2 separate regions of the Mus musculus genome follow, and region 1 is linked to region 2. Evidence: chromatin loops called from intact Hi-C (ENCODE). Cell type or tissue: heart. All regions are shown on one strand. Links, peaks and the distances in the headings refer to the core of each region. The heading gives the core; the rest is flanking DNA.

Region 1 (11,114 bases), core at 1,691-9,690, 52 kb before region 2:
CTCCCTCTCCCTAGTTTTATTTTACCAGATTCCCAGGCATAGATAATGCTTTTGCTTGCATTCAGAGAGGATTTTTTCCTCTTAGTTCATCCTCTTTAGGAACATCCTCACAGGCACACCCAGTGGTGTGCTTACTAACCTCATCTGTGCATCTCAATCTATCCAAAAAGGACCCTCACAGGCAGAAACCCATTAAAAGATATCCCCCAAGGGCTGGTCTATATGACACAGAAGGGAATAAATAGTTGGGAGACATTTATGAAAAGAAATATGTGAGCCTTGGAGACTCATTGGAGAAGGAGAGGAGAAAAGTAGACAAATAAGGTCTTCAAATCTTTTTACATCTGAATCCATTTAAAGACACGGAGCAGTTGGGAGAGAAAGGACAAGCTCTTTGGCCTGGAAGCTCCCAGGGCTCTGTGCCTGGTGGTTTTCCACTGAGAGTATGGCTTCCTCTGTTTGCCTACTTTGCACCTAGTGATTTAGAAGGAAAACACTGTGAAATCTTAACGATGTCCAGAAAGGTCAGAGAGCAAACAAAGCCCCATTTGCACACATATTCTACCAGCAAGAAATGTAAGATCATGTTTGCCAAGGGGCATGGGAGCCAGAGACCAGAGGAGAAATCTATTTAATCTCTGCCATTTTTATATATAGTTATATCACACTTTATATGATATGAAGTAAATTGAACTTAGCAAACATTGTGTACAATTACTAAGTGCCAACATTGACCTAGGCACTGAGGGTAGTCAAATGAATGCATGATAGCTGTTACAGAAGAAAGCTCACTGTTAAGAGAAGTCAGCAAAGGAGACATTAAGACAACTTAATAAAAAATGAGGTAATTATATAAATATGACACTTAAGATTTTTTTTTAAAAAAATCATTTTGCTTAGCTTTAAGTGTGGGTGGGTGTAGAGGTGGTTGTGTCTGAGCTGGGTCTAAAAACAAAAAACAAAAACAAAAAGCATCAGCAAGTAGAAGTCACTCAAGAAATCAGCTTCCCTCATAGGAAAAAAAGGAAAACAGTACAATGAAGGATAAAGGATAACATGGAATTTTAATTTAACTTAAAATAGGAATCTCTCTCATACTTTTATACAATCTGGAGTATACAAAATGAACTATGAAGGGTCCTAAATCCAATAATTCCTAGTGTCATTTTTTGAGAACAGGAGAGGATGCACAAAGGAGAAGGCAAAGGAGGTTGTAAGATGGAAATATGTATAGACCAAGAAAAGCCCAATGTTACTGGGGTGGGCGAGGCAGAAGTTCTGGAGAAATAGGAACTCTTCAGAGGGCATATGGACTGAAACTGCCTTGATTTAGGATTTCTTGCCTCCCAGACCTTGAGCTAAGTGGCTTCTTTTTAAGCTACTGAGTTTATAGCCATTTGTTATGGAAGCTCAGGAATCAAGCACACCCAGAACTTACAAGGGTCACCCTGTAGAAGAAAGCCAAGAAAAAACCATGGGAAGGAAGATTCCACCTTCACCCATTGTCTAACAGTGCTTGGACTAGACCAGTCTTGGGCTTGACAATGAGAAGAAACGGTCCTCTACATGCTGGCTATCCACCACTTCAAGCTGAAGAGACCCAACTATTCATCCCTTTGCCTTCTGCTTCCACTGAAGGTCCTTCTGCCACTGGGATCCAAACCTATCAGTCACACACCACGCCACCACATGACTGCTTTTCAAGATCGTTGGGCAGACACAAGGAACTCCCACAATGATGATATCCTTTGAAAATGTTAACAAAATCAACTTCCACTCTATACTTCATTCATTCGGCCCCTCAATTTACATACAAGATTTGTTACCTCTGATAGTGGGTTTTCCTAAGTCCTTATGCAACTTTGGGCTACACCCAACGTTGTTCATCTAGAAGTCACAAATAGTGCCCTTGGGGGATCTCAAAAACACAGTTAACCTAAGTCTTTGTAAAGTCTAAAGTGCTGCATTAATTGTATCATTTATTTAGAAAAAGATAAAGAAGAAAGTCAACAAACATAATATTTCTATGCCAAATATGAGTTCTAAGTTCCGTACATGAAGGAAAAGTGGAGTGTCATAGAAGAGGGAGGCAAAAATGAAGAGAACAAGTGTAAGAAAAGATGATGGGGTGAATATAATCAAATGGGCATTACAGACATTACATGTATGTGTGGAAACGACATAATGCTTCCCCTTGTTTACATATTTGTATATATATATGTCCAATTTGTACTTTTTCTGCAGGTGTGCTTTCGGTTTCTTTTGTCTTTATACCTGTTTACCAAGAAACATTTGTTCCAATAATTCTTCTTTAATGATTCTGGGAGTCATTGGCCTGTGGCCTTGGGATAATGAGTGTTTGCTTAGGAACCTCTGTGCGTTTGAATGTTTACAGAATTGTGTTCCTTCATTTAACTGTCCTCCATGTTTACCATAAACACAAGCTTTCCTGACCTTGTGACGATTGACGCACTGCCTACGAACTCCCACTCTCCACATCTTAACATCCAAATAGAACAAGAAGGTGCGGATTTTCTTAGCATCGGGAAATAGCCACAGAAATTTCTTCCTCTGAAAGTTCATTTTAAGTAAAGAAAATACACAAAGTGACATGAAATGTTAGCTCTCACAAGTCAGAATCTATAAGTGAGACTCATCAATAAATGCTAACATTGTGGGGCAAATTGGCAAGTAGTATGATTGTTACCTAAGTTTTCACCAGAGTGGTAACTTTGGAGTGGATGGTCTTGGCAGGAAATGGCGTAATCCTCTGATCAATGTTACTCTCCTGATTACATGGAAAATGATCACCTTGTACCTCCTTATACAATGTGCAGTGTGCCGCAAAGAAAAAAAATCACTTCTGTGGTCTTTCTGTCAAGAAGAACCATGACCCCACAAGGAAATGTCAGGCAAACTAAGGAAAATCTACAAAATAATTGCCTTCCATTTTCAAAACTGTCCTTGGCAAAAAAAAAAAAAAAAAAAAAACAACTTGGGAGGTGTCCCAGACTAATGAAGGCTGGCCATGTGGCAGCAAATGCAGGGTGTGAGCTAAGGTTCTAGTCTGCTATGGAGACTGCTCTTGTGACAGTCTGGGGAAGACAATAATTATTTCATCTCACTGTAAATTCTCCAGTGTCGACTTTTATGCTGTGGTCTATGTAAAAGGATGCCTTTGATTTTAGGAATCACATAATGAAGTAATTAGGAAGAAGGGAGCATCGTTTCTGTAATTCATTCTCAACTGGGTCAGAAAGCGAGCGTACCATGTGGGAGAGAGCAGAAGAGTGAGGCAATGTGAGACAGCACTCCGGTGAGCCATCGAAGACGGTATCAGTAATCCCCTGTAGCGAGGGACTGAAGCCCACATGGATATGTACTGTTGGCATAAACACAAACAAAGACCCCAGTTCTTCAGACCCATGAGAGTAGCAAAGCTTTTCCTAGCAGATGCTCAGATGAGACCTCCTGTGGTCTATGTGCGGATATGGATAGTGCAGAAAATGTCTGATATAGCTTTTCCCTCTCCCTAAGATTTCTCTCCTATGGAGAATGCTCCTACTGAGATCAGCTGAACCTGCCTCTGTTCAGTGTATACTGTAAACCCTGCCTCTTTGCAATAAACCTGCCTCCCCGTTCAACTGTGTATAATAAACACACTGTGCCTCCAGTGTACTGCAACTTCTCCATCTTAGAGCCCAGACTACTTATTCCAGCCTCTCTGTGTCTTTCTGTCTGTCTGTCTGTGTATCTGTGTGTCTGTGTGTCTGTGTGTCTGTCATTCTCTCAATCCCCCATCACTCCAGTCAGGGTTCCAGCATTGAAGCCATGCAAATATGCAAGAATTCCCTGAATTAGTTTTGCAACTTTTTTGTAAAATCTAAAACAATGCCAAACAGAGAATAATAAAAAGGCATGATTTCAATTTTGCCTACTCTGTTCCCTCATGCTCCCATAGCACTTTGACCTCTGTTTCCATGGCAACCCTCATCCTCTGAAGTTCTTTCCCTGATTTCCCTACTCTACTTACAGATTCTTTGACGGCTGGCATGCATCTGTTTGAATTCTGTTTCCAAATTTCCTTGGAAGGGGCCTAAATACTAGAACCCTGAATAGAGATTTATCCTTTCCTGCTAAGGGCACCATTAAAATTGAGTGTCTGATTTGACAAAAAGTGGGGGGTTAGGGAGTGACTAGTGAGTGATAGTTTTTCATTTTGAAACAAAAATGCATATTAAACAAGAACAATGTGAATTTTTGCTAATAAAGTAAGAAGAAATCATTTGCATAAATTAAAAGAATGAGTTTTATGTTGTGGGAAATGACTGACTTTTTAAAAATTTTATACACACAAACACACACACACACACATAAATTATTTAACATTTTTTCCTCTCCAAATTGTAGTCTTGTACTTCATTACCTGACCGTCTCCTTTATTGGTCCTCTACTTCATTCTCTCTCCTATCTATCACAACTAACAACTCCAAATAGCTGGCATGTTCATTTGGGAAATTTATCTCTCAACATCACCCCCAGGGCTAACTTTGTTTGCATAATGGTACCCCAAACACTTGCCATACAGCTCTGACCTCATGGTCCATGTCTTTCAGACAGATCCACCAGGCAACAGCATGACAGCTCTGCAGCAGGTTCTGCCTCATTAGTTGAGTAAGCACTGGACCTCTGTGAGTCTTGCCTTCTCCCTTCTGTGGTAGATAAAAGCAATATTTATGCCAGTGTCTCAGTGAGAGAAGTAAATGAGCTGATAAAATTAATATCAACATCAATAGTGCTGGCATTGTTCATGGCAAGTACTTTTATCATAATTTGATACACACTACATTAAGCCTATATCCAGGTTGTCATAATTAATCACAATCACAAGCTTATGAAGCAGATATTTTATCATAATCCCAAAAGTCCCACTCGCAAAGGAAACAGCAGGATTCAAACTTTAGACCCTCTGAAACATGCATTATGCCCAGTAACTTAGCTAACTCCTACTCAGTCCACCACACCGTAAGAACTATTTTCTCCCTTGACACAGAAAACCAAAGCAGTGAAGTATTCTAGGAACTCGGGGGGGGGGGGGTGGTGGTAGGGCAGCAATAGCAGCCAGAGGTGATTTTCCATGCCTGCCCTGAGCATGGTGCCACGTGAATCCCTTTTGAAGGCATGGATGGTGGGACACCTTTTCTGATTCCCTTTCTTTCTGCTCTTAAAACTGGGGGGGAGGGGGGGATGGTAACTCAACTCTGCCTTCTTGATGCTCACAGATGCCTGGGTGGACAGACAAACCCTCACAGATACTGCAGATGCTAGGACGTGAGGACATGGGTTTTCCTTAGGCTGATACGGGTGAGAAAAGGCGTATCTGTGAGTGGAAGCATGTGGAACATACTGCAGGAGAGGTAGATACATGGAATGGAGAGTGATACATAGTTAACATCTTTCTCTCTAACTGCTAACCTTCTGCCATTACCTGACAACTTTCAGATGTGTCAGCCAGGAAAGAGGTGTAAAGGGGACAACCTATCCAGAGCAGCAAATAAGGGGACTTGTGGTTGGGACCTGTGACTGTGACATTCTGTGTGGAGCCACTAGAGGGCAGTTTAACACACGTTGGCATTTAAGAGAGAAATACTTTGTTTAGTCTTGTCTTCTTATTTTGCCAGGAAGGTCTTCAGTAAGGTCTTTTAAGGGCACTTCTCATTTCTGATGATTAGACTAAGGGCTCTGCACACAGAAGTCTTCACTAAAGACGAAGCTATCAACACTGGGACAAAGGATGACAGAGTGACAGACAGGCAGAAGGATGTTAAGCTTGACCTGAGCTCTCCTCCTTTCCCCTATATTCCTAGAAGGGTCCCAGAAACCACGCCAAGGAACATTCCACCTTCTTTGACACATTTCCCTCCCCCCAACCCTCTTCTTTCCTGTCACTGTCTCTGAGCAAACACATTTTAATTGTTCGTGAATATTGATTTTATTGCATTGCACTTATTTGTGCTGTTTTAATTAAGATTTCCCAGTAAGCAATTAAGCATGTCCTGTAGCTTGTCTCTGATGCACCTTCATGAAGGCTGGATTTGCCTATGTCTTTTACCCCATTGGGAAGCCAACATTCATATTTCTGTGGGCCAGAACTGGGCCAATGGTTTCCTTGTCCTTTCATGGACAGAGCCAGGGAACTCCTTGAAGCCAAGGATGTATATAAGACTGTTTAGCACCCTCGGTGACTAATAAAGTGCTGAATACTTGGTGTATGCCCAGTGCCTGAACCTGCTCACAGAGAGAACTAGAGTGAAGAGTAGTGGAGCTGGCTACTCTGCCCTGCCAGGACTCCAGGTACCAAGCCTCATGCCCTTGCCCTTGAGATCTGCACATTCTAGGATGCTTCAACCACAGAGGGGTTGTATCAGAAAGACCATGCTCCTAGCCACTTCCAGCCACCTCCTAATGTACCTGAAATAAACACTACCTCCTCATCATGGCCTCCAAGGCTCTCCGTGGTCCTTCTGGCCTCCTGTCTCACCTGGTCTTCCCCTAGCCATCCCATGCACCACACCTCAACCACACAGTCTCTATCATGAACCACACTTTTCCTCCTCCTAGCCCATGGCTCAGCACAAATAGGTTCCTCTCTCTGGGCCTCTTCTTTTCACCATCCTGTGGCTGGCTCCAGTTCCACGCTCTGATCTCAATTTCAAAGTCTGAAAGGCTTTACTTGTTATCCAGCCCCAAAGAGATATCTGCCATTCCCAACCACACCCCAAGTTAGCATGCGATCAGCTTGTGCCTCGGTTGCTAGCCAGCTAGGTGATAGAATCAAGCTGAAGAAGGGTTCTGTGATACTGTTGACTGAAAGAGTTCCAGTGGCCAGGGTGGCCCAGGTCTGCTGAACAGATGCATCTGGGATGAGAACACAACTTCCCCTAAAATGATGTCTCCCTTCCTAACCTGTCCCCTACCACTGCAGGCCTTCCTGCCTCGGTGAGGTGAGCTGCCAAGAATTTGGCACCAGTCCCAAGATGAGAGGCCTATGCGAAGTGCTGGGCTGACCAACCAGAATGGTGAATTTAAGAGCCAGAAAGTACACCACTTGAAGCACTTTCCTTCTCTTCCTGAGCACTGGGCAGGTAAAAAGCACATTTTAAGCACTGCTGGAATCTAAGACTCTTGGGTCATGTTAGTGATAAGTTTTTGAGTTTATATTGCAAGTATTCCCGCTGACATTTGCTTTCAAATATGCAAACACGATGTTGGGGACAGTATAATCTCACTTCCTTGAATCTATTAGAGGCCCCCTCCCCCCACTTGAGCTGCCCTAAGCAGGAAGCCTGTCAGCCTAACTGCCAACTGGATCATCCCTATGAGAGCAGCAGCCATCCGGAATACTATGCAGATGCCTACAGGTATCTATGGAAAAGATTCTAGCTGACCTCCCTGGCTCCTCGAGGCACAGACCCTGCCAGGACTGTTTAAAGCAGTTTGTACCAGACATCTGGCAATCACAAGCCTGGGTGAACCATTTCCACTTTGGCCAGTTTTAACGCTCTGCATAGCATTTATTTGAGTTCCTTCCCTGGAGGAATTAGAATGACTGGAAGGAAGGCTTTGATTGGTTAAAATTAAAAACAAAAAGACTTATTGATGGTGACTGATACCAAAGGCAAGGCTGTGACTTACAAATGGGTGGCGGGTGCAAACACCCCTTCTCAGGCTATGTAAATAAGCTACTACATAGCTCACTTGCTGGGCTGACTAGGGACACTTTCCTCTGTTGCCTTCCCTAATGTTGCAACGTCAGATCCAATGAAGACGTCTCTTTAGTGGCCTTACTTTGTCTAATTTCAGTAGCACAGATGAATGAGAAAGACAAACAGCAATGGGCAGCAGTGACATGCAGACAGCACAGCAGTGGTAGGGAAACCTGATCACTAACTAGACACCTGTCTTTCCTGTCTTGGACAGTAGCACCATCCTCTGGCCATGGTTTGGACCTACAGACACATGCAGAGTCATAGTGTGGTTCACATGTTCACAGGCCCAGGGTCATGACAATGTGAGACTTCATAGCATATTGAGTGTATACCCAGTACAACCAGGCACCATGCTTATGATTGGGCCGGCTTTTGATACCTGAAGCTGAGCTCCTAAACACTCCAGTGTGCATTCCTGAGCACAAGGCTTCCAAATACAAAAGTATCTGCAACTGGTTGAGAGCCTAAAGAGCCTCAATGACTGGCATAGATCTAGTATCAGTGCCCAAGTGTGGAGCCCTGAACAGCTCTGCTTGTGGCCATGACTGTTATCCAGTTCCTAAATAGTGGGCTAGCCTCTCAGTGTAAAACACCAACACCTCTGATTGCCTGCTGAAGTGGCAGCTGAGATAAGGCCTTGACATCGCCAGTTGACAGCTGAAGAAGTGGCTGCTCTCAAAAGCCACACACAGCACCCACGTGCCTGAATCTTCCCCAGACCATGAGACATGGAGGTATTTTTATGACATGGACTAGCTCCAACTGACCCTACATGTGGATCCCATCTACCTGTTCCAGAGGAGTAAGTGCATCAGGGTGATACAGGCTATGCATAGCACCTAGTTCATGAATGGTTCTCTGGATGTCCTGGCTCCAAAATACTACTCTGATAGAGACAAGTATCTCAGATGTAGTCAGCAGCTACTAATAACTTAGAGGAATAGCTGAACAGTTCTTCAAACAGATCCTGGTTGCCAGAAGAGCTCCTGGGAGATATCAAGTCTTCGGAGGCCTAGCACCTCAACCTGAGAATTGTAACACCGGCACCTGTCCAGATTCCTAAGCCCCAGGGCCTGAATGGGGCTACTATATTTATCAGAGTATGCTGTTTCCAGCTGCTTTCATCTGCTGACTGATATGGCCCAGTGCTGTCAAACACTGAGGGAACCCTGAGTTCCTAACCCATCTATGATTTCTCTCTGTGGGACAATGGACCATGCCAGGAAACCTGGTAAGGCAGAGATGGTGTGAGTCTCTGGCATCTCACCATTCACTTGACGTGGTAGGCAGCTCCCTGGTCCCTGCCAGATTCCTGGCCTAGAATATGTGCCACACTCCCACATTGGTCATGTAGCCCAAAAGAGTTCTTCATGCTTATGTGGTACCTAGAGGTCCTGAAGGTTTAGACAATAAGCTTCTCTTTCCGGACATTCTTCCCTGCAAAAAGTATTTAATCTCTGGCTCATCCTGAGAAGTTAGCATGCATCCTTTACCATGATGAACAACTAATAAACAGTTTGGAACCAAGGACTATCTCTTTCACTAAGAACCATCAAGCCAGGTGGTGGTGGCATATGCCTTTAATCCCAGCACTTAGGAGGCAGAGGCAGGCAGATTTCTGAGTTCGAGGCCAGCCTGGTCTACAAAGTGAGTTCCAGGACAGCCAGGGCTACACAGAGAAACCCTGTCTCAAAAAGATTAAAAAAAAAACTGTCATGAAGGTTCATACAGAAGGCCTACAGAGCCACAGCCTAAGCCTCCTATAGATGGCCTATCTGCTCTTCTAGACAACCACCACCAAGCTAAGGACAATCACCCTTGAGCTAAGCCACAGCTCCCTTTTCCCCCTGCCGCAGGCTACACACTTTCCTCAGCTTGTTGGGACCCAAACGGTCCTGGCCTCATTGCCAGTGGACCCACGATCCTGCATTCCCAACTCTTCTGTGTAGCACCCAGTGGCAACTGAGTCCCCAGGTGTCAGAGAACCCCAACTTCAGCACCCCCATTATCTTGGACTGCATTTTCCTACCCCCAGAGCAGTGTCTCGGCACTTCCCTGAGGCCCAGCACCCAAAGGTGCATGGGATAAGCGCAGGCAAGCTCCCCGAGTTTCACCTCCCCAATGGCCATGCTCAGTGGATCCACATCTCTCCAAACAAAAGAGCTCTTGGATAGATGGATGGCAACATTTGGAGTTCCTCATATTTATAGGAATTAGCAAAGCAAAAGGCACCAAGAACACAATTCCAGGCAACAGATACCAGGTGGATGTCCTATCTCTGAATTTCAGGACCTCTAGGTTCTAAAAATGACCTTCAACAACTTCTTTTACTGCCTCATGTCTCAGTTTCCTTATCTCTAGGAGCGAATCATGGAAATCCCAAAAGCTACTTCCTGACTGCTGGATGAACTTAAGTTACAGAATGGAGTAAGGTATGGATATGCAAGGCCAGGAAGAATTTCAGTGGGTTCCTTGTTGTGCAAGCCTGAGGACCCAAGTATGATGCTCAGAACCCATATGGAAGACGAGAACCAAAGAGGAGTGAAATTGTCTCTGAGTTCCACAGATGTCTTAAACACACACATCACACATATACATGATGATGAGCATGATAAACTATCAGCTCTGGGAGAAACAGCATGTCTCATTGATCCCCAGTGCCCTGCACTTCCCACAGCATATGGCCCATCCTGTGATCAGTGGGTCTTTCTGACATCAGCCAGAATCAAGGGGTATTTAGAAGCAGAGACCTGTGACTCCTAGTTGGACATGCCTCTGTTTCCTCTCCTTTGAGTTCTTTACCTTTAACGTGTGTTCACGGTCCCCTGCTTTCCAAAAGGAGCTACCTCACAGAAGTGGGTCAAGCCTATACACTAGGAAGAGCAGCTATGCAAAAATATTTAAATAAATCCCTTCCTGGTTATTTCTGCTTCCCCCACACCCTCTTGAATAGAATCACTCCATTTTGAGGTCCCAGGAACTAGCTCCCTCCCAGAGGAATGTAATGTATGTCCTGTAGAACTGCCAACATTGCATCCAAGTTTCAAAGAAAATTGCTCCTATCCATCAAAGAAGCCCTGAGCCAATAGCAACAATGAGAAAGACACAAATCAGTCACTCCTGAGGGTTTTCTCAAAGGACAACAGGAAGAAAGTCCATCCCAAGAACAGATTAGTATGAGAGAAAGAAGGAAGGGAAGGAACTACCCAAATCAGTGACTATCTTCTGTCTAGGCCCTCTGCCATGCACAATGAAACCAAGACTAAACCTAAGGAAGCGGGTTTCCAGCAATCTGCTGCAACCTGAGAAATAAGAGGCATGAGAGGGGAGCACTTAGAAGGCTGC
Region 2 (11,114 bases), core at 1,133-9,132:
GGCTCTGTGCTTCTGCCCGTCCCAGAAGCTGTCCGGTTCTCTGGCGCACCCTCTAACCTGTTCAGTCTAATTTCCTAAGTTCTGCTGAGTCCCGGAACCAAGATGGCGACCGCTGCTGCTGAGGCTGAGGCCGCCTCCCAAGCCAGGCGGACACCTGTCCTCTGGTCCGGATGGTGGCCGGTTGTCTGCGGCCTGCCCAGGCTGCTGCCTCAGCGGCTCTGTGCTTCCGCCCATCCCAGAAGCTGTCCGGTTCTCTGGCGCACCCTCTAACCTGTTCAGACTAATTTCCTAGGTCCCGCGGAGTCCCGGAACCCAGATGGCGACCGCTGCTGCTGAGGCTGAGGCCTTGAGCATACTTCTGAGTCCTAGTCCAAAGTCAAATCCCTGCCTGAGGTCTACTTTGTTCTAGCCCAAAGTCAAATGCCTTCGGGAGGGCTACTTCTATGTCCCGGACCATTGTCAAATTTCTGCCAAGTTTCTAAAAGCAGCCCCAAAAGCTCTCCACAGAGGTTGGGAAAAACAAAACAAAACAAGAAAAGCAAAGGAAGGAAGAAAAAAAAGTCAAGGGATGGGGAGTTAATTAGCTGGGTCCTTCACATCCTCTTCAGATGCATCTATTTTCTAAAACATTGCAACTTTATTTATTAAGATAGGGTCCTGTTACATAACCCTGGCTGGCCCCAAACTCACAGAGATTTGCCTACCTCTGTCTGCCAAGAGTTGGGATGAAAGGCATGCATCCCATACCTGGCCTTAAAACCACAATTTTAACCCAATTACAGATAAATGACTCCAAAGAGAAGCCATTTAGCTTGACGTGCACACATTCACCCTGTATAAAGCAATCATTTTTCTTCATGCTGGCAGGAGACTGGGATTTCTCTAAGAGAAAGGGAGAATAGGGACATGGTCATGAACACCACTGTCACTGCAGCAGAGCAGGACAGTAACACAGCAACTTACATGATGACCTGTTTCCAGAATCAATCCTGCCTTTCCCACAATCAAGCATGACTGTGGTCCAGTCGCTCCCCGCACCCACATAGATGTCCCTGTCTGCACAATGAGGAGAGCACTGGCTACTGCAGAAGGTTGTTGGAGACGGGACTAACCAACAAATGCTCCCTTCCTGATACATGAATTGGTACTGACTGAATTCTAACTCATGCATCACCCACTGATTAGTCCTATAGTTCTAGACATAGCTTGGTGAAGAATTGAATAAGTACAATGGTTTTGGGGTTCCCCCCCCCCTTCATAAGGCTTGGCCTGGTGTGCTTTCCTGTCACTATGATAAACTGCTCAATGAAGAACCTAGAGAACGAAAGCATTTGTCTCATTTTAGACCTTCAGACAAAGTCTATCACTGAGGAAGCTCAAGGAGTAGAAGCAGGAAGCACAGAGGAAAACTCCCTACTGGATTGCTCCCTGTATCTTTCTCAGCTTGTTTTCTTCTACAACCCACAGTAGCCTGGGCCCTCTCCCATCAATCATTAACCAAGAAAATTCCCATTGGCCAATCTGAAGGGGGAAAGTTTCTCAATTGACATTCTTTCTTCCTGGTTGTCTAACAAGTACAAGGCTCAGTGCATTAATGTAGTCAATAACCAATTACGGAATATCAGTTATATACCAGGTAGTGAGGTGGTGCCAGAAATATATACATCACATGAATGACGTGAGTCAAGGCCCAAGATCTCTAGAATCTCATATTCTGGTTCAGAATAAAAGACCTAAAAATATATGAGGTAGTTACAACACAGAGAAAGAAGTAACCCCAGAGGGCACAGCATGGGCAATTTTTACAAACTTCAAAGTCACAGAGAAAGTTACCTTGGTAGAGGGACCAGAGCAGAGAATCCTAGGATGTGTGCCTGTTTGTACAAAGAACATAATACATAGAAGATACTGAACACTTTCAACATCCAGAGAACAACAACAAAAAAAAACCCTTGTAAAAGGGATGAGAAACATGACTGAGGTAAACTGCATCAGAAGTCACACAAGCAGCCTGGCCAGTGAGAGAGAAGGAATCAGGAGGAGTTTCAAGCTAGCTGATGAGATGCCCTGTTTTTACCTTTCATAATGGTCTTTGGAATCTGGTATATAAGCATGATTGGGACTAAATGGTCCCAAGGCAAGACAAAAATGACAAGTTAGTAGTTTGGGAATGAGTCTTAAAAAAGGAAGATTATAGAGAGAATCTTGGTTTCTTAAACAATCCAGTTAAGTTATATGAATATGTTTTTGTTTTATCCCAGATGTGAGATACAGGGCTGCTTCAGTTTGTCCACAGCCACTTTGATTGTCTCGTGCTCTAAGAAGGGCATGAGTTTGGCCAGCTGCAGAAAGTTTGTGTTTGGAATTCTGGGGACTCTTGAGAGGGTACAGAGAACCCTGAGAGGGCATGCTTCCCCTGCCCCTGCTGCTGCTGGTCCCTGCTGCTGTGTTTGCTATTGCTGGATTGCTATTGTTTTGCAGTTTTTCTGGATTGTTGGTTGGAGATATCCTGACAGTAGAGATTGGACTGGCCTCCAAGGAACCGGATGCCCCTACTCAGCAGGAGATAGTCTAAAGAGGTTTATGCCACCTTTCCTCTCTAACCTTTTTCTCCTACCTAGTGTTGGGTGGTTGGAAGGGAATGATGTATAATAAGGGTTGGAAGGGTGGTAGATGATAGAACCCATTAAAGTGCCCCCCAAAAATACACCAACAGAAAATGGCTTGTACCATGACAACAAACACCAGTTTGGACGAACTGGTTAACATCAACCATGGGAAAGGAAGGCTTTTAGCAGATGCCAACTGAATGGACACAGTGGAAATGAAGGATGACTCTGAGGCAATGCTGCTGTGTGCTTGGCAGCTGCAAGAGCACAATGAACAATAAGAGAAATAAGTTTGGGAAAATTTATTTACAGAATTAAATAGCATGTCAAAGAAACACAAGAGTAGATACAAGTACACACAAGAATGCCATCGGGCTTCAGATAACGGTGCCAAATCAGATGCAGGGACAGGTGCTACCAGTCCAGCATAAATAAATCCTGATTGATATGGGCATTTCCTCTTGAACATAAGTGCTCTCTTTCCAGGAGCAACACCCCTGACAGACCCTGGGCATTTCGTCTACTGTCTGCCTCACCCTTAACAACATCTGAAAAATCCTAGGTTCACAAAAGTAGACAATTTTCATTGGTCTCCTCATTTCTTGTTCTGCCTAGCAACTTGTTACTGTCAGCACTTAATTCTACTGCACAGGAGTAACCTTGAAGTTTCAGCTACTTTTGAGAGTAGTCCAACGCGTGTAAGATATCTTAAGTTCTCATATGCCAGAGTTGGTCAACTCTGCTTCTAAGAACCTTATAGGCAGGGAGCCTAGCCAGCAGTTTGCTAGGTGGCTGCTTAAGTCGTCCTGTGTGTGATATGAAAAAGAGGTAGGGTATAGCCAAATTGAAATGGACATGCTTCCTTCCTGTATGGCTTTTCAGGCCAAGGAAGAAGGCCGATGACCTAAGTTTAAAGAAATAGGTATTATGTGATACACTGGACCAAACATGGATGTTCAGTGTGGACTTTTGCAGATGGCAGAACATGAAGCCTGTGAAGAACTGTGTCCAAAGAGAGGTATGCCAGCAGCTCTGGAAAAGAGACTGATACATTCCAACTGAGTAATTCCAGCAACCTTTTGGGAATTTAGAAGGGCCACATAAATACTACTAGTTTTGGAAGAAAGTAGAGAACTCAAGAGTGTATCTGCGGAGCTTGGGTCACATTCTCTATCAAGGCCAGGCTTAGATTTGAGGTTCAAAAGCAGAAACAGCAACAGTAGAAATAGTCCTGCAATAGCCAAGAGACTCTGGGAGGCAGACTGTAATTAAGGGGTAACTTAAAAAGAGTTTCAATCAGAGGTTTGAGGACTGAGGAGGTAACCAGCTAGTCTGAAATCTAAGGAGCCTGCCTTCCCCAGATCTGGTCATTGCATGCCTGCAGGTTGGACAACAAACTTCTTTCCCACTTGACCACTGGAAAATGCCGGTTAGCTAAATTACCTTTTCTTCATATACCTACACATTTGAAGAGCACCTTTAAAGAAAACGTGCAGTAAATTAACACCGGTTGAGGAATCAGAGGAAAGGGCAATTTTGTTGATTTTTTTGTGGGTGGTACAGAACCGTTCTCCTCAAATAACTTAAGGGTCCAGCCCTTTAAGTTGAGCATTCTAAACCTCTGCGGGAACGAGACAGCATGAGATTGAGAAGTGATTCCATAGTCACAGGGGAAGATCTTTAACGGGAAAGAGTGTTCCCTGCAAATTTTTATTCTCCTCTTCCTAAAAGGTGGCTTCATAAGCCACAGGACCCTTGAACTTTAAAGGCTATGACAGTAATCCACTGTGATCATTTAATGTCACTCCAGGGAAGGTGGCCGATGCTTTTTTATCCTAACACACACTGCTCTTGAGTTCTAGGCTAGCCTGGTGGTCTACATTATTGAGTTCCAGGACAAAGAGGGCTCCATAGTGAGACTCTGTCTCAGAAAACCACGAGTCCCTTGTACCCACTTGCAAAATTCTTAGGCCATGTACTCCACAATAGCAGCTAGATGTTTAGTGTTTACCACGCACCAGGGAAGTCATTACGCAAGTTCTCTCTTTTAGTACTAACGATCATCTTGTGACAGATTTTCTTAGTATCCCCCCCACCCCTTTTTTCTTTTTTTTTGGCTGGGACATTCAGTTCAGAGTGTTTAACGTGCATGCCCATGATCACACAAGGAGGTGGGAAGAAGTAAACCGTTCTAAGCAGCCACGCGGTCCCAGTTCGACACGCTCTGACCTGTCCCCAATGTCCAGCCTCTTTCTGCTACTCTCTGAACGTCCTCCTTCACCTCGCCCAACTCGGGCTCACACGCCCCCTTTCCCCAGACATGCTCAGTGATGGAGGGAGAGTTTTCGCACTACCTCAGGATATTTTTCACGCAACCTAGCAACCAAGGGCGCCCGCCCCTAGCACCTCCTCTCCATATTGGCCCAATTCCGGGGGACCGCAAGGAGAAGGAGGAGTTTCCTGGACGCCTCGTTACCGCCCAGCGCCCCCCGCGCTGCGGGTGCGTGCGCACGCGCGCTCAGTGAGCACGTGAGCCCCGCCTCTTAACGTGCCGAGGGGGGCGGGTACAGGAAGCGGGAAGAGAGGGGTGGAGGCTGCCGTTGCCATGGCAGTGACGTCAGGCGTCGGGGAACGAACCCGGCCCCTTCCCACTCACACACACGCGCGCGCGCGCGCACACCCAGAGCCATGCACACGCGCGCGCGCACGGCCGCTCTCCTCAGACACACTGGAGGGAAAGGTCAAACTAAAGGCGAACGAACGGAGAGAACGCAGCGAGCGGCCGCCGCGCCGTGCGCCATGACGGACGCGGCCGGGCCGGCTTCCCAGCGGCCGCCGCCCGCGCCCCTCGCCCGCGCGTGCTCGCGACCCCCTCCCCGGCCGCGACGGGCGCGCGACGGGCGCGAGGCGCGCGCGGGCGGGCGGGCGGGAGGTGGACTCAGCCGGGCGGGCGGGCGGGCGGGCGACGGGCGGCGGCCTCTCGTCGCGCGTCTCCGGCCTCGCGCGGTCGGTCGGCGAGAGCGGCCAGGTGAGTGCGACGGGCGCTGGGCGCGTGCGGTGCGGGGCGAGGCGCGGCCTGGGAGGCGCGGCTGACAGGCGCTCGGCCGGCGGGGGGCGGCGCCGCCCCTCGGGCTCGGCAGCGGCTCGGCCCCGCGGCCCTGGGGCAGGTGGGCCCCCGGGCGGCCGCAGCCGGGAGTCGCCGAGGCCACGGGAAGGGCTCGGGACACTTCGGAAACTCCGGCCCGCGGCGAGCTGCCCTCCCGTCCGGGCCGGCGAAGTGCATTTCCCCGCCAAAGTCGCGCGGAGCCAGGACCGGCGCTGGGGGGCTGAGGGCTGAGGGGCCGCAGCTCGGGGCCGGACCGGGTCGCAGACCCACGGACCCCGCCTTTGGGGGACCTGGCACGCCCGCTGGTCGTTGCCATGCCAGTGCCCAGTGTTTGTTGCTTGTGGTTATTTCAGGACGAATGGTTACCAAAAAGTTACTTGGAAGAGAGGGAACTGCTTGAATTGTCATGAGTTCTTTTCCTGTGTGTGCAGGAAATAGGTTAATCTCTCCCTCTCGCACGCCGGCCGACAACTGATTCTTGCCGGTTGCACTTTAAAAAATAAATGCAAACGCTCCGAAATGCGGTAGCGTCTGGGTGAAGTTTCAGGTGTCAGGCTCCACGTTTCACGGGAAGAAACGAGAAGACACCGGAGTACTTGATAGGCTCCGGCACCCCCAGCTTTGGGGCTGGTCCGAGCAGAGTTTAGTTTTGGCTGGCAAGGTTAAGTAATCACGTTGACCCAGTGCCACCCATCAGTGCACAGCTTCCCTCAGAGGAACTCGGGACTCTTCCAACCCAGGTCTTTTCGGACTGTCAGTCGCTAATCCGGACCTTCCTTTCTTCATGGATACATGTTTTGTTTTGTTTTGTTTTTTCTTTCTTTTTAGTTTTAGCAGGATCATAATGCGCGCATGGATCCTGCCTCCTTCTCAGACATTAAAGTGATTTTCCTACATGAACGGCTCTCCAGGAGATGACTTTGAGAATACCAGGCACGCACTCGGACCTGGTGTGCCTTTATTTGGGAGTTTGGAAATTTCCAGTGTAGTGTGTTCAGATTGATAAGAGATGCCTCACCCCCCCCCCCCCAGTAAAAACCAGTCTAAACAGGTGCCAGGTGTATATTAAACTTTAGAAGACTCCCCGGTTTGTGAAAGGTGTAGTGGGTTATAGTGAAGGAACAGCCAGAAGGACACCCTTCTGTAAATTTGATGTAAGTTAGAAGGCTTAGTAAATTCAAGTTTTGATTCTCACCCTGAGCATTTCTGATATATGAGTGCTTTTCCTTTTAATTCTGAATATATGATTGTCACTTTCAAAAAGTTCTCTCAGTGGAGAACCCTCACTCTGAAATTGAGTCCCTGTGGTGTGGCATGAAGCCCAGCCCTGGAGGTTCTCGGAGAAGGAAGGGAAGGTTAGTAGGCCATCTTGTTACTTGTTCCTCAGCAGTCAGTGTTGTACCTCCTCCTAATCTTGCTTCCACTGGCCCTTACAGACAAGGATCTGCATACTATCCTGTAGTTGGGTGATTAGTTGTCACAACCTCCAAACAGTTCCTGTAACATATAAGGAATTTTGTTTGTTTGGTTTTCCTGACTCTTCATAAAGGGAACTAAAGATAGAGGCAGTGGCCCTTATTCAACATAACCCCCTGGTATAGGCTCATTGACCTTGCTGACTTCACAGAAGTCACGTGTTTATGGAACTCAACAGTTCTTGGACCTTTTACTCCAGGTGATGAGGACCCATGGGGAAGAAACTTGAGATAATAATGTCTCCATTTTCCAAAGTCATTTTATTTGAGTGTTTATTGTGAACAATGCCAAAAATAAAGTGACTTTTTTATGAAGTACATTTCTGCTTATACTTTAAAACCACTTAATTATGTTTCAAATTTGCTGGTGTTGCTTGCATATTCTACTATATAAGAACAGTTGGTTAGGGGCTAACAGTTTTCCGAGCTTGCTTGAGGGGAAATAGGAAAACAGTAATGCTGCAGTGAGGTAGAGGGGGAGAGGAAAGCAGCTGTCCTCCACTTTAAGAAATTGGATATTTTAAAGTTTAAGGTTACAAAACAAGTTAAGTAGTTGTTAGTTCAATGAGAATTTTACAGAGCAGGGTACCTTCAAGTCTGCTTAAATAGTACTTAGTAAATGTTGTTTGACTTATGAAATTTGTTTGTTGGACAATTTAGTAAGAGAATTCTGGCATCTCCATGGCTTATGAATGTTTCCTTGAATATGGCTATCACACATTACCTGGGGACAGAGTTGAATTCATTGTCCATATTTTCATGCATCAATTAATGAGTGGAAAGTTTGTCATCTGATTTAAGCTGTACCATTTAAGGAGTCACATTGAAACGTAGTTCAAATTGTTTCACTATTCAGTCAAGTTTTACCATAGATTTGACAAGAATCCCACTCTAGGTAGTTAGTGGTGTCTCAAAATCACCTTGTGGCAAGATTCTCACTAGGAGGTAGTCCTGCAGCAGAGGCCAACAATCGGTTATACCCAGACATGAGTAAAGTCAAAATAGATTTGGTCTAGGTCCACACACAGTAAAAATGTAACCTTGAAATTTCCCCTGGGTGCACTCTCTTCAGAACTAGAAGCTAGATTTTCCTAAGTAATTTTTAAATTTTGAAGAGAACATTTTTCCTTCTTTCTTTCTTTTTTTCATCAGATTGGTGCCTTAAATTGGTTACTAGAATGGCAAAAGTCTGGTGCAATAGCATGGCGACTTTAATTCTGATACTGTTTTGCTTGTTTATGTAAAAAAAAATTAAAACTAATCTGACAAGAATTTGACTTACAAGCCGGGCAATGGTGGCCCACGCCTTTGATCCTAGCACTTGGGAGGCAGAGGCAGGCGGATTTCTGACTTTAAGGCCAGCCTGGTCTACAGAGTGAGTTCTAGGACAGCCAGGGCTACACGGAGAAACCCTGTCTCGAAGGAAAAAAATAAAAGAATTTGACCTACAGATACAGATCAGCTTAGCCTTTATATTGGGAAAAGAAGCAAGAGGAGGAAATAGCCATAAATGTCCCGGGAGAAAACTAATGCAGATCCATTCTTTACACTGCATGCTTGCCCTGGGTGTGATACCTCATCACCCTGCAATCTCAAGAACCCTTAATAGAAGGGAACTGAAGGGGAAACTAAGCATAGGCACGTGCTAAAAATAAAAATGCCCTAAGAGCACTTAGCATTTTATTTCTGTAAGTGCATCAGGAAGTGAATTATTTTAATACAACTTCAGGATACTGGGCACAGCTTTATTCCTTTTAGCAGATTTGAATATTATAAAGATTAACGAAACAGCTTGTATGATATAGAATTGATTTATGTATGTACACAGATTGTTAATTTCTCAGTTAAAAAATTGACTAAAATGAAGATTGAAAAATAGGTGGTATTAAAAGAAATGTTTTTCTTTTTTTAATCTCAAGGGACTATCTTAAAGGATTATTAATTTCAGAACATGAGGTAAAATATTACATTAGATTTATGATTAGTGAGAACATTTCTTTTTAGATAAAGTCAATAAAGTAGGAATATTACTTCATTTAAAAAATGTTTATGCCAGGATGTGTGAGAATAGCAGTAATAATTAGAAATTTTAATTGGAAATTAAGACTGATTTATCATCTCAATTGAATCATTTAATTCAGTGTCACTTTTTAAATGTCACATAATTTTTCAGTTTCCCAGTGTTGTTTTCTGGAAAATGTAATCAAAGGTTCAAAACAGTGCATGTAAATTCAAGTTGAATAACACTTGCTAAGCATAAAATGTTTCATTCAAACCTGTGGGGCCAAACTACTCTATGGACCTTTTCAGTTTATTTATAACCTGCAGAAATCTAACAGTTAAGAGGTGTTGCTATAAGTATTGTGGAAATTGTGTTTTCTTTCTTCTAAAAGTTTTCTTTCACTATTAAATATTTATGTTTCCAAACTCCATTCATCAAGTGATCATCCTGTCTGTAAGAACAGTAGAATGTTCATTTGAAAAGAGCAACTGTCGTTTTTATTTTCTCCCAGCCATTCCTTCTGGAAAATGGTTTCAAATTTAATTAATATAGTTTATTCAGATGATACTCTAAATTGAATGGTTACTGTGGTTCTATAAACTAGGGGAAAATACATATTTATATTCATATAAATTTTGTCTATGGACTTTTCAAAGGACCCCTAAAATCTTGAGCTTAAGGAGATAGAGGTTGTTCTCTGAAACCTAATTGAATATTTAGATTAGTATGTGAAGCTGGGACCACTTTGTTTTGACTTTACATGTGAGGGATGGTTGTATTTTGGTTCTATGATACTATTTTCAAAATATGTTTTTAGTTTGATTCATAAACAGAAACTTTTCTAAAAGAACACATTATTTTCTTCTTAATGGTTATGTTGATCCTCAGACTTTTATATTTAAAAAGAAGTAGAAAGAGTAATGTATTAAACCTAAGCCTAAATGGCTAATTCATTGGAACATGTGAAATGAATTGTTTTTGTTATAATATAGTTCTCTTTTTCAAATAAATTTTGTTTTGTTTTGGTTTTTGGTTTTGTTTTGGTTTTTCGAGACATGGTTTCTCTGTATAGCCTTGGATGTCCTGGAACTCACTTTGTAGACCAGGTTGGCCTTGAACTCAGAAATCTGCCTGCCTCTGCCTCCCAAGTGCTGGAATTAAAGGCGTGCGCCACCACGCCTGGCTTTCAAATAAATTTATAATGAAATTATTATAATGTAATACTATAATGAAAAATTTTAAAATACTTTTGATAATGTTTTTGATTAAGGTGTGTGTATGCAAACTCAGAAATTTGAGTAATACTTGTTAGACTTCCTAATTATAAAATGTCTAATAAAACCTGTAAGCCAATCTAATATATAGAATTTTGTAGATTCTTTATAATCACAGAAAAGGAACAGTTTACAGATTATATTGTGGTGCAATATAATAATATTGTAAGTATTACTCAAATGATGTACTGAAGGATTTAATTTATGCCTTGTGTATCTCTGTCTCCTTTCAGTAGCTGTGATAGAAGCCATTGGTCACATACACTGAAATAATTTTTCTATAAATATTTTATCTAGAGGAAAAAATTCTGCCTGTAGGTTTGTTTTGTAATTCTTAGTATATGTTAAATGGTGCTTTTTAATGTTTGGTTTTAGCCTATTGTTTTCTTACCCTGTACTCTATAGTACATTCTCCAGTCTTAATGACTGCATTCCTATTTCGATTAGTGTTTTTTTTTTAAGATTAATTTATTTATTTTATATGAGTACACTGTAGCTGTCTTCAGACACTCCAGAAGAGGACATCAGATCCCATTGCACCTGGTTGTCAGCCATCATGTGGTTGCTGGGATTTGAACTCAGGACCTTCAGAAGAGCAGTCGGTGCTCTTAAGAGCCATCTTACCAGCCCTTGATTAGTTTTTAGTAT

The links. A loop is a pair of places that touch in the nucleus more often than their neighbours do. Peaks named below come from ENCODE experiments on the same cell type or tissue, not always from the same donor. Only the 100,000 strongest peaks of a DNase experiment are listed, where the experiment ranks them.
Region 1: a loop joins it to region 2, with 2.4 times the contacts of the local background. A loop is called at or near these places in 2 of 42 quality-filtered maps.

What each region holds. Positions count from the first base shown.
Region 1 is chr15:68,410,204-68,421,317 of GRCm38, reverse strand. No RefSeq gene overlaps it. Among named protein-coding and RNA genes, the nearest start is that of Mir30d, 74 kb to the right of the region's middle. In heart, for the core only: a CTCF peak has its summit at 5,605 (motif pointing right); DNase peaks (open chromatin) are centred at 8,417 and 8,937; H3K27me3 peaks cover 815 bases.
Region 2 is chr15:68,357,393-68,368,506 of GRCm38, reverse strand. No RefSeq gene overlaps it. Among named protein-coding and RNA genes, the nearest start is that of Mir30d, 22 kb to the right of the region's middle. In heart, for the core only: CTCF peaks have their summits at 5,009 and 5,843; DNase peaks (open chromatin) are centred at 5,096, 6,016 and 6,336; H3K4me3 peaks cover 3,130 bases; H3K27ac peaks cover 3,601 bases.